Linked DNA regions of Homo sapiens: region 2 is linked to region 1. The links are chromatin loops, found by intact Hi-C in ENCODE. Cell type or tissue: ascending aorta. All regions are shown on one strand.

Region 1 (2,500 bases):
CCTAGTATGGCACGACAGAGCCCCTGCCCTTACCAGCATGTGGATCAGCCAGAAAGATGGTGGGGGGCTGGAGTTCCTCACCCTGGCTCTCCAGAGCCTCTTGTGTGCCTGTCTTCCAGCTTGATGGTGACATCCCATTAGTGGCTTGAAACTGACCATGGTGACAGTAGTTATTTTATTTTATTTATTTATTTTTTGAGACGGAGTTTTGCTCTTGTTGCCCAGGTTGGGGTGCAATGGCATGATCTCGGCTCACTGCAACCTCCACCTCCCAGGTTCAAGTGATTCTCCTGCCTCAGCCTCCCGAGTAGCTGGGATTACAGGCATGTGGCACCACACCCGGCTTTTTTTTTTTTTTTTTTTTGTATTTTTAGTAGAGACAGGGTTTCTCCATGTTGGTCAGGCTGGTCTTGAACTTTTGACCTCAGGTGATCCGCCTGCCTTGGCCTCCCAAAGTGCTGGGATTACAGGCGTGAGCCACTGCACCTGGCTGGCAGTATTTCTTTGAAACTGACGATGGTGACGGTATTTAGTGGGAAATTGGCCCACACTACAGATCAGGGCTTTGTTTACCAGTACAGCACTAGCTGTGAACAAGTGCGGTGTGATGACGAAAGTGCTCACCAGGTATAGGGTGGCACAGCAGGGGCTGGGACTGACTTTATTGCGTGGAGCTAAGGAGGCGGGGCTTACACAGTATTGAAGGATGAGCTGTGAAGACAGAGTGGTAAAGGGAGGCCCAGACAAGTGTGGGATGGCAAGACGTATCCTGTGGTTCTGTGAAAGGAAACTGTGGATGTGAAGGCACTTGGCAACTTAATACAAGGTGTCAAGCGAAAAGGTGTAGAGTAAGCAAATCCAACATAGGATGTATAAAGTGAACTAATTAGGGCTGGGGAAGGGTATCCATGTCATAACACATTAACCTTTGCTCTTTAGCTGATAGGATCCCTAGGGATTTCAAATGTGGCTCAACAAGGCCTTTGCCCAACTCTTTGGTAAAGGGGAACCCAGGCTTTGGAGAGGGACTTGGCGTAAGGAAGCAAATAGGCTAGAACACTCTGGGGCTGCCAGCTAACCGGGAAATGTTGACAAAGGCTGTGAAATGCCCTGTGTTTTGGTGGTGGGGCGGTGGGAGTGGCAGGGAAGTTGGCAGGAAACGGGACTAGGAAAACAAGTGGGGAGGGGTCAGATAGAGCAGGCTGAGCGTGCACTTCTTCATGCGCCTCAGAGCCAGACAGCCCCGCCTCAAAGCTTGTTTTGCTGTCCCTTGTGTCGGGTGGGGTCCTGGGTGCCATGGGTTGCTTGGTGAGCCCCCGTTGGTCCCTGTGCCCCAGACTGGGGCGAGTGTGTCACTGGACTGTTTCCACAGCTCGGTTGGTGCCACACTGTCCCGAAGGTTCTGAAGGAGACTGAGGTCACCAGGCTGTCTGGGCAGACAGAGCTGCCAGACTCTCGTCCCTCCCTTTGATGGGCCTGTTATCAGGGTTGTTTTGCTCCTGGAGCTGATCACAGGCCACGTTTCCCAGCCAGCCACCCCCATCAGCCCAGAGCCCCCTGGGACACAGGCAGACGTAGGCAGTCAGTTTGGAGAGACTGCAATTCAGGAAAGGGATAGGCTGAAATTTCTTGGGCCAAGAAATTGGCCCAGGACTGACCTTGGCTAAGCCCCCACTGATGACAGACGGATTTTTTTTAAAGATTATTTTCTTTAGACATTCTTGCTCTGTCGCCCAGGCTGGAGTGAAGTGGTGTGATCTTGACTCACTGCAATCTCTGCTTCCTAGGTTCAAGCAATTCTTGTACCTCAGCCTCCCGAGTAGCTGGGATTACAGGCACGCACCCCTATGCCTGGCTTATTTTTGTATTTTTAGTAGAGACAGGGTTTCACTATGTTCATCAGGCTGGTCTCGAACTCCTGACCTAAAGTGATCCGCCTACCCTGGCCTCCCAAAATGCTGGGATTACAGGTCTGAGCGACTACACCTAGCCTGATGACTATTTTGTTGTTGTTGTTGTTTGTTTTTTTGAGACGGAGTCTCACTCTGTTGCCAGGCTGAAGTGCAGTGGTGCAATCTGGGCTCACGGCAACCTCCGCCTCCCAGGTTCAAGCTATTCTCCTATCTCAGCCTCCCAAGTTGCTGGGACTACAGGCATGTGCCACCATGCCTAATTTTTGTATTTTTAGTAGAGACGGGGTTTCACCATGTTTGCTAGGATGGTCTTGATCTCTTGACCTCGTGATCCGCGCACCTCGGCCTCCCAAAGTCAGACTGTTTTAAGAGTAATTTGTAAAAGGAAGCTGGAAGTTTGGGGTGAATGGGTGGTTACACAAATGCTGTGTGATTTAGGGTGCAGTTTACAAAAGAGTGGCTGCGTCCTAGGCTGCAAATTCTGAGGTGTGGGCAAGTGGGGACCTTGGCCACCCCTGCACAGGGAGATCTGGCCCAAAGGCAGACCAGGGTCATGAGGCTAGGCCCTTCTTAAGAGGGTGGAGGGC
Region 2 (2,500 bases), 140 kb after region 1:
GAGCAACAATGATATTCAACTGGTCTCAGCAGTTCAATCCCCAAGATCTTAATTTGCTTCTCTATTTCACAAAGTGGAGAGCTCTGGGGAAACAGAAAAGCTGCTTTTCTCAGGATATAGAGAGTAACATCCTGTTTCCTAGTTCTACCTTGGATAGGGACTCAAGTCAACAGAGAGAGATCAAGGGTGGCAGAGAGAGGTGTCTGGTTATAATGGCTTTCAATCAGTCCCAGTACGGTTCACTTTGGGGAGGGTTAGAAATGTGTGTGTGTGTGTGTGTGTGTGTGTGTGTGTGTGTGTGTGTGTGCGCGCGCGCCTGTGTGTGTGGTGGTGGCAGTGGTGGGGTAAGTTGTCACAATGATTGGAAAGCCTTACAGGCATTAGAGGGCAGAGGACAGGTATATTAACCTCAAACCATGCATAGGATAAAATCTCGCATAACAAAGAATTGTCCCACCTACAATTTCAATACACGCCTCTGAGAAATGTGGGGGTGGAGGGAGTGAGGGGTTGGGCAGAATTCCTATTATTTCTGCAAGTACAAAAACCAAAATGAGCCGGGTGCGGTGGCTCACGCCTGTAATCCCAGCACTTTGGGAGGCCAAGGCGGTTGGATAACGAGGTCAGGAGATCAAGACCATCCTGGCTAACACGGTGAAACCCCGTCTCTACTAAAAATACAAAAAAAAAAAAAAAAATTAGCCGGGCACGGTGGTGGGCGCCTGTAGTCCCAGCTACTCGGGAGGCTGAGGCAGGAGAATGGCGTGAACCTGGGAGGCGGAGCTTGCAGTGAGCCAAGATCGTGCCACTTGCACTCCAGCCTGGGCGACAGAGCAAGACTCTGTCTCAAAAAAAAAAAAAAAAAGAAAAAAAAATCAAAATGAAAGTTATGATCTGTAAGCGGGAACCAGGCCCAGGCCCAAGAATGTGTGGTTAAAAATAGCTTAGAGAACAGAAGATTTAAATGAGCTCACAGTGAAAAGGGTTATTAATGGAAACTCAGATATTAATAGTGATGAATCTCAGTTCACCAAGGCGAACCGCAGCCCAGGCCTGGTCGTGTTCCAGCGCCACTGTCCTTCAGTCTCTGATGTGTGTTACAGCTGCAGCTTCAGGTGTGGGAAAGAGCAAAGTTCATTGCCACAAACCCTGAGCCTCGTATCACCCATCAGAAAGAGTACCCTTGTGGGTATGTCCTACAGTTCATTCTAAAAAAATAAGAAGACCCATTAGGGAGCTCTCTACACAGGGGAAAAAAGTTTGATTTGTCTCCTTACTAAAGGTTTTTTCTTTCACTACAATGATTTTGTATGAAATTCTGCCACTGAAGAACCCTGTTAAAATTAGCAATTTACTTTCAAACATTTATTATGTGTGAAGCTCTGGGAAGCAGAGGCAACAAGATGGGACAGTTCTCAGATCAAAAGGGCTTCTGTTCTAGTGGGGAAGCTAAAATATGGGCACAACTTCATAAAATATACATCTGCCTATATAATGTACTGAGGTAAAAATAATTTACTAAATGAAAGTAAGTTTTTTCTTCCCCCCATATTTACTGAACACTTATTAGGTACATTTTATATACATGAAAGTAAGTTTTGGGGTCAGCTTCATTACTTAAGAGCTGCATAAAAATGAGCTCTTTCATATACCTAAGCCTCAGTTTCAATTATAAAATGAAGATGATAATCCTAACCAGGTTGTTACAAGAATCAAGTAAGGTAATATAAAGGTTGTTTTTTTTTCTTTCCCTAAAGAATATTATATATATAAACTTTCCTATAAAGTTCTATTACAGAAAAGGAAGAATTTTTATTTGATATAAGAACAGTTCAACAAAGGATAGAGCATTTGAACTGGGCTTCAAACATACGGTTAGGATAGTAAATGCATTACACCAAAAGTAATAAATTATTCAATAAGTTTTCACTGAGCCACTATAACATAACAACAAAAGCCTCTGCGTGCCAGGCTGTGGGCCAGGCAGTGGTGTTGGTACTGCTTATTATATTGCTTTTAAATTGCCTCCATGCATTTGTTTATTCATTAATTCTTTCCATAAATACATAAGATACAATTAGTTTACCAGAGTAGCAAGACACCTAGAAAGCCTGAGACAACTGGACTTGGAGCGAGGCGGTAGTTAGGTATGAGGCTGTGGGCAAGAAGAGGTGCCTACAGAAGCTCAATCCCACCAGGTCATACAGAGGCCAGAGCCCTGAGGCCCTGAGATGGGGTGAGAGAAACAGGTAAGAGGCAGAGCAGAGTTCTACCGACAATTTTACCTAACAAACAATGCCGTCCAGGGCTGGCTGTAGTGATAGACATCAGCTTCATGCCTTGCTGCAAATTACGAAGAATACCAACCTTCCTCCCATGTCTAGGCTTGAAAACAGCCCTTTTTCTAGGTCTGTGTCACAGGGCAGCACATTACATAAGATGCCCTGAACTGAGGGCACAACCAACTGAATGTTCCTGGTGTTTACTGTAAACTCTGAGC

The links. Peaks named below come from ENCODE experiments on the same cell type or tissue, not always from the same donor. Only the 100,000 strongest peaks of a DNase experiment are listed, where the experiment ranks them.
Region 2: it touches region 1 in a loop (2.6-fold over the local background); 3 of 110 quality-filtered maps call a loop at or near these places.

The regions. Positions count from the first base shown.
Region 1 is chr11:78,167,675-78,170,174 of GRCh38, forward strand. The region is part of intron 2 of KCTD21-AS1 (KCTD21 antisense RNA 1); the gene reads left to right. Among named protein-coding and RNA genes, the nearest start is that of KCTD21, 20 kb to the right of the region's middle. In ascending aorta, no CTCF peak of the experiment used is centred here; a DNase peak (open chromatin) is centred at 1,427; H3K27ac peaks cover 2,500 bases.
Region 2 is chr11:78,309,666-78,312,165 of GRCh38, forward strand. The region is part of intron 1 of GAB2 (GRB2 associated binding protein 2); the gene reads right to left. All of the region lies in intron 1 of LOC105369402 (a long non-coding RNA gene), which reads left to right. Among named protein-coding and RNA genes, the nearest start is that of GAB2, 110 kb to the right of the region's middle. In ascending aorta, no CTCF peak of the experiment used is centred here; a DNase peak (open chromatin) is centred at 976; H3K4me3 peaks cover 721 bases; H3K27ac peaks cover 2,500 bases.